Linked DNA regions of Homo sapiens: region 2 is linked to region 1. A link is a contact called in ENCODE Hi-C or POLR2A ChIA-PET data. All regions are on one chromosome and are shown on one strand. The core of a region is the stretch at or near the end of the contact, and the rest is flanking DNA. Distances in the headings are between cores, read along the strand shown. Region 1 overlaps SETD1B (SET domain containing 1B, histone lysine methyltransferase). Region 2 holds the start of HPD (4-hydroxyphenylpyruvate dioxygenase).

Region 1 (3,477 bases), core at 282-2,781:
AGATGGAGGGCAGCCCCATCTCCTCCTCCTCCTCCCAGCTCTCCCCACTGGCCCCCTTTGGCACCAACTCCCAGCCAGGCTTCCGGGGCCCCACGCCCCCCTCGTCACGCCCCTCCAGCACCGGCCTGGAGGATATCAGCCCAACACCCCTCCCAGACTCCGACGAGGACGAGGAGCTCGACCTGGGCCTTGGGCCTCGGCCTCCACCTGAGCCAGGCCCCCCGGACCCTGCTGGGCTTCTGAGCCAGACAGCTGAGGTGGCCTTGGACCTGGTTGGAGACAGAACCCCGACCTCAGAGAAGATGGATGAGGTACCACCGTGTCTGTCCATCTGTCTGGGACTGGTTTTGTCTATCTTGTATCTCCCTTTCCCCCTTCAAGCATTTAGCATGACTAGCTAAGATGCGGAAGCAATGGGGCTAGGAAAGCCAATATAACAGGTGGAACTTACAGAATAAAAAGGGGATGCAGAAAACACCAGGGGCTGTGATTGAGCAATTGGTTTGGCAATGAGCTCCCTAGCAGCCGTGGAGAGAAGGAAAGCATGGCCTAGTTCTGATGCTCTCCTTGTTAGGTAAGAAGTCAGCTTTTCCTAGGGATAAATTCTGGCCTGAGCTGCTTTGGTAGGCGTTTGCTGAGAGTTCAGAGAGTATGAGCTGTGGGGATGGCTCTTGGTCCCCTTGTCTGTTGCGTGGCTTGGGAATGATCAGGGAGAGTCCTGGCCCTCAGGCAGAGGGGAGGAGAGAGATTGGCCAGAATACTGTGCTGGGCTAAGTGGGGTGAAGCCCCGGAGCATTGTCTCCTAGAGCCTGGTGCCCTCTGAAGAGGGGGAAACCATGGCAGACAGGGAGGGTGCTGGTTTCCCTTCTTCTCCCACTGGCTCCAGGGATGAAGGAGTTAAGAGCTAACTTGGGGTGGGGGTGGGGTGCCATGTAGCCAGAAAAAGGCAAAGTTGACCATCCCCCACCCTCTCCTCAGGTCATGGGGTCTCGTTGCCTAAACCTCCAGCCTCAGGAAGTCCCGCCCAGGGGTTGGGGGTGAGGGTGCCACGTGCCAGGTTCCCCTGGGAGGGTGTTGGGTCATCTTCCTTGGCTCCACTCCTCCTTCTCGGTCCAGGCACCTGCCTTGGAGCCGTAGTCCCGGTGGGCATGGGCAGTCAGGGGCTTAGACAGAGCTCTGCGTCCCTGTGGGCGGAGGGGAGGAGGACTGCCCCCTTCTTGGGCCCTTTGATTAGGCGGGTCTGGCTGCATCAGGGAGGAACGAGAGGAACTTGGCTTGCCTGGGAGGGTGCTGCAGGTGGCTGGGGCTCCAGGGGGCCTCCAAGCAGTTCTGGGGAAGTGGTTTCTGGCATCAAGGGGTCCAGGCAGGGGGCCTTGGCAGGGGGCGTTGACAGGTGTGCAGCTGTAGGGGGGCCGCCGGCCCTGGCACCCGTCTCCTCCGCTCCGTCTAGGCTGCCTGGGGTGAGGAGTGTTTACCATGCTGACCACGGTCCAGGGCTGAGAGGCCCGCAGTGGCTGGAGCGAAAGGCAGGCTGAGGCCCCGGGAGCGAGGGTCTGGGACTGCCCGGCCGCCAGCGCAGGGAGTCGCCGAGTGCCGGGAAGCTCCGGGCCGGCCCGCGGGCGCCCCCTGCTGGCGCCGGGGAATAGCGCCTGGGCTTTCTGCGGCCGCGCGCAGTGCGGGGAGCTGGACCCCGTCCCATCCTAGGTGGGGGAGCGGCGCAGGCGGGGCCAGCCGAGGGTGCAGGGGGGGCTTTTCTTCTAAACAGTGGCTGGTCGTTAAAAGTTCAGGCTCAAGTTCTTGAGTCCTGCCAAGTCACTTACTGGTTATGTGACCCTGGAAAAGGCACTTTTGCCTTTCTGAGTCTCAGTTTCGTCATCTGCCAAATGGGCCTGTGAGAGTCCCTGCAGCACAGGACCTCAGCTTAAGTGAGGTGCCGCACAGGATGCTCCCGGCACCGCCAGGCCTGCTGGACTCCCAGTTCTCAGCAAATTCCTGCCGCTTCTCACCCCGAGACTGCTGGGCAGAGGGAGGGGCAGGGCCGGCCGGGGCTGGAGCGCAGGATCTGCCTCCCTGTGATTGGCTGGCGGCGGCGGCCCGGGTTAACCCTCTGTGTGCCGCGGCGCGCTGTGCTCGGCTCTGTCCAGGACTGATCTGGGGAGTGCTCTCTGAGGATCCACCCGAGCCCGTCTGTCTCTTCTTGATGTGCATGGGGATCCTGAGAAGGAGAGTGTGTGCGTGCGTGCGTGTGTGTGTGTGTATGTGTGCACAGAGGGGACCTGGTAAAGTCCAGAGCTTCCTGCCGCTGCCTTAGTTTGGGTAGTCTCCGTCCTCCTACCCCGCTACCTGCAGTTTTCCTCTGAGGCCTTCCTCACCTGTAGTCTGACCTCTGATCTTGCAACTTGCACAGACTCCACCTCCACCCCCACTCCCCCTCAGCCTTCAAAGGTCCCCCCACCCCAAGTCCAGACCTGTCCACTCGGCTCCCTAAAGCCCCACGCCCATCCTTGACACCTCCCACATTTACCCCTCACCACCGCCCTGGATCCCAGCTGCAGCCCCGCACTGGGCAGGTCCTGGGCTCCAGACCTTCTTCTGACTGGCTGTGCCGCGGGGCCACGGCTGAGGCTCTGAGTGTGTTTATTAACTGTCAAATGGGTCGGAGCAGAGCCCCCCGCCCTGTGAGGTTATCTTTCGGATAAAAAATGAGGCAGCCGTCTGCAGCGCTTAGCCCCACGCGGGCCCACACTGATTGTGCAGTCACGAGACTAGGTGAAAAGAGTAATCAAGGAAAAATAAATAACAACACACTTCCTGTTTATGGGCCTTAGTGCTGCTAAACCCCCGCTCCAATGTCACCTTTCCTGCCTGGCCGTCTGCCGCAGAGTGAGGACAGCAGGGTGACTGAGAGCACAGGCTGCAGAACCACTTCCTGGTTCAAATCCCGGCTCCATCTCTTCTTGGCTGTGTGGCCTTGGGCAGGTTACTTAAATTCTCTGTGCCCCAGTTTCCTCGTGGGGCAAAAATGGAGTTGAAAATAGGGCTGTTCTGAGGATTAGCTGAGTTAATAAATGTGGAGCGTTTAGAAAGGCCCTGGCACATAAGAGACACTATGGAAGTGGCAACTATTTCTGCACACAAGTTGCAACAGAATCTCTGAAATTGCAACAGTTTCATCCTCTGTGCCCCACCCGTCTCCCTGCCTTCTTTCTCTCCCTCACGTTTCCCGTATTCACCCTCATCATCCTTTTGCCTTTTCCTGCTGGCTCCGCTCCACAAGAGTAAGATGTTTGCCTGCCTCTTCAACTTTGTGTCCCCAGCACCTAGACCAGTGCCTGGCACACAGGTACTGAGCAAATGTTTGTTGAATTGGAATGAATGAATGAATTCTAGTGGTAACTCCATGAGGCAGGGACTATGATGCCCATTTTGCAAATGAAGACGCTGAGGCTTGGAGAGGCTGAATGGCTTGCACTGGGT
Region 2 (3,163 bases), core at 1-2,500, 47 kb after region 1:
GTGTAATTAGGATTCAGAGTATCTGGCCCACCCCTGGCCTGATCCTCCCTCCCAAGGGCCAATCACAGACCCTGCTGGAGGCCTGCCCTTGTCAGGCAGCCCTCTGCCCTGCCGTCTGCTCACTCCAGCACCTTGCCCCGGCTTCTACCTGCTTGGCGTTGCCAACCCAGAAGGTCACAGAGTGGAAGTGGAGGAATCGGCCTCTCTCAGGCTGCAGAAGGAGAGAAGAGGTGAGGTTGAGTCCCTGAAAGTGAGTCTAGAAAAGTGCGGGTGGAGTGATGTCCCCTAGCCACCCTCCTTATTCCAGCCTCAACCACAGAACTTAGGAGCAGCGGAACCCCATGCAGCCTTGCCAAGCCTCAAAAGAGGTTTCTCATGTGGAAGTTGAGCTCCTGGGTGTCTTGGATGGGGAAACCCCCTCAGGAGGCCTGCCAAGGTTTCACACAGGGAAATAGACTTATGTTGCAGCAATATGGATTTAAGTTAGACCTTAGAAAGAACTTCCAGATGGGATTAAAAGATTGGCAGGCATTTGAGAAGGGGTACAGGTTTTGTTTTGGTTTTTGTTTCTGAGATGGAGTTTTGCTCTATTGCCCAGGCTGGAGTGGAGTGCAGTGGTGCAATCTTGGCTCACTGCAACTTCCGCCTCCCAGGTTCAAGCGATCCTAGGGTTCAAGTGATCTCCCCCACCTTAGCCTCCTGAGTAGCTGGGATTACAGGGGTGCGCTACCATGCCCGGCTAATTTTCGTATTTTTAGTAGAGACGGGGTTTCCTCATGTTGACCAGGCTGGTCTCGAACTCCTGACCTCAAGTATTTGCCTGCCTTGGCCTCCCAAAGCACTGGGATTACAGGCATGAGCCACCATGCCCGGCCAGGATACAAGTTTGTTGTGAGGGTGAGGTTGAGTCCAGCTCAGTCTCGGGGAGCCCCGGGGGTAAAGCTGAGTGTGCAGGCATGCACGTCATGTATCCACTCCAGTCCTTCCTCTTCTGCTCTCTGCTGAAACCCCAGTCTCCCTGCACTCCGACCCCCTTCTAGACTCAGGCCCCTACATTTCCCACATTTCGCCTGCTTACCTTTGCCCCTTTGTCACTGTAAGTCGTCTAAGGAGAAAAAGAAGGACAGTGAGACTTGGAGGTTCCAACACAAGGTGCTTCTGGAAGCGTTACTGAAGATGTCCCACCCAAGGGGAGATGGCCATGGCACTTACCATGATTGATCTTAGTCAAACCTCCTACTGGGACTAGAGGCCTGGGGAGTGCTGGGCCGGAGTATTTAACCCCAAGCAGGTCCCGCCCAGGCCTCCTGGCCTACCTGGGGGATGGGGTGGGGAGCTGAGCCCAGCCCTGGAAGGTTCCAGGCCTGGGGACCTCTGATCCAGCCGCAGCCTCATTGAACAGGATGGTGTTGCCAGGCCCAGAGAGGGGCAGTGACGTCCACTAGTCAGTGGGAGGCAGAGTCAGGGCCAGAAGCCAAGGGCAAGCTTTTCCAGGACGCTGGGAATGTGACCATTACTGCCCAGAATCCAAAGCTCAGAAGCCAAGGCCGGCTGGAGTGCAGTGGCGGCTCCAGAACTCTTGCCTAGAGGAAATTTGAGGGGGCATTTGGAGACTGGCCCCAAAGTCCTGTTTGCGTCACAGCGTTGTATTCCATAGCTCTGAGAGGCACGGCAGGAGAAGGTTTGCATCCTGGCTCTGTTACATACAGTGTGACTTGGGAAAATCACCATATCCCTTTGAGCCTCATTTGTAAAACAGGAATGAGAATAGTGTGGTGGGGATTAAAGGAGATAAGCACGCTCTTTGGAACAGGACCTGGCACACAGGACACTCTCAGTGTTGGTTATAATTCATTGGGACAGAGAACATTCCTAGGCCATGAGGTCAGCAAGCGGCAGGGAAGAACTGGAACATGAACCGGGCTATTCTAACTCCAGGACCCACACTTTAAATTGCTAGATTGCCCTCTATACAAATGGGAGATATTGATATCCCCATCAGATGGGGAAACTGAGGCCTGGAGAGGTGAACACATGTCTCCCAGGTCATGGAACTGGTAAGAGCAGAGCCCCAAACTCTGGCCTGTTTGATTCTGAAGTTGGATCTCATTGCACCAGTGCAGACCACTTCTCCCTCCTTTTCTCTATTTTCTGGGCCATTCAGGAGGCAGGCAAGGTGGTCCCACCCCCTTATTCTGCCTGTCCTGGGCCTGCCCAGTGTGCTCCCAGTGTCCACCTCAGCTCCTTAAGTCTAAATTTCCAACTGGGGGCCGGGGGTGGTGGCTCACGCCTGTAATCCCAGCACTTTGGGAGGCCAAGGAGGGAGGATCACTTGAGGCCAGGAGTTTGAGACCAGCCTGGCAACATGGTAAAACCTCATCTCTACTAAAAATACAAACATTAGCTGGGCACGGTGGTGCACGTCTGTAGTCCCAGCTACTCAGGGGACTGAGGCAGGAGGATCACTTGAACCAAGGAGGCAGAGATTGCAGTGAGCAGTGATCATGCCACTGCCCTCCAGCCTGGGTGACAGAGTGAGACTCCATCTCAAATAAATAAATAAATATCCAACTGGGAAAACTTGAGTGGAGGTGGCCCAGGGTGGATCTCACAGGCCCAGAAGGTTCCCATGGAGGAGAAGAGCTCTGTGTAGCCTGCCTATCCCCTCCAGGCCAGCAGGAACATCTTGTCACTTTGATTGCTGTGGCCAACTCAAACCCCCACTCCTGGAGCCTGCCCTGGCTTATATGCTAAGCACAAAGGCCAATGTTTACTAACTCAAGGAAGTGTGTCAACAGCAGTGGGTTGCAAAGGCTGGCAGGCATCTAGAGGTAGGAACTCTGTCCCCAACACTGTAGGTCTCAGTCCCATGCTGGGTGCACCCCTAGATGCCATTCACATGTCTGGGCAGAGAGCAGGGAGGCAAGCCTGCAGGGCCCAGTATCCAGAGTCCCCTCCCTGATGCTCTCTGTTCAGGCTGGGCTCCACTGGATAACAGATCAGCAGTGGCTGGGTGTGACTGTCTCTGTTCTTCATGCCCGACCATGCAGAGGTGGGTTCCAGAGGCCTTGCTCAAGAAGCTCACTGATCAGATGGGTTCATAGGACGCATCCTTGAAAATACCCTGGTGTGCAGAAAAGCATTCACCTAGCTGGGCCTGGTA

Evidence for each region. Hi-C counts contacts between places; a loop is a spot of excess contacts on that map. ChIA-PET counts read pairs that join two places held with the same protein, here RNA polymerase II (POLR2A). Pooled maps may share reads with other maps.
Region 2: a pooled map of gastrocnemius medialis shows a loop between it and region 1 (2.5-fold over the local background). The contact joins the promoter of HPD here to the enhancer-like site in region 1. A Hi-C loop is called at or near these places in 1 of 37 single-sample maps with no recorded cell type and 5 of 50 pooled maps. POLR2A ChIA-PET finds 5 or more read pairs at or near these places in 23 of 52 experiments (A549, AG04449, BJ and 16 more).

Annotation. Positions count from the first base shown.
Region 1 is chr12:121,810,525-121,814,001 of GRCh38, forward strand. It overlaps SETD1B (SET domain containing 1B, histone lysine methyltransferase), which reads left to right. Exons shown (of 17, transcript NM_001353345.2): 6 at 1-311. Among named protein-coding and RNA genes, the nearest start is that of SETD1B, 8.3 kb to the left of the region's middle. RefSeq lists enhancers at 1-616, 661-1,273 and silencers at 1,508-1,827, 1,968-2,057. Within about 2 kb of position 1,532, at least 32 of the 41 ENCODE cell types and tissues checked have a DNase peak (open chromatin) inside an H3K27ac peak, as active enhancers do; they include OCI-LY7, where a contact is called at or near this core.
Region 2 is chr12:121,857,609-121,860,771 of GRCh38, forward strand. It overlaps HPD (4-hydroxyphenylpyruvate dioxygenase), which reads right to left and starts at 1,251. Exons shown (of 14, transcript NM_002150.3): 1 at 1,213-1,251; 2 at 1,079-1,105; 3 at 149-211. The coding sequence starts at 1,215. TIALD (transcript inducer of AURKA lysosomal degradation) reads left to right here. Exons shown (of 3, transcript XR_002957437.2): 2 at 11-230. RefSeq lists enhancers at 2,393-2,910, 2,911-3,163.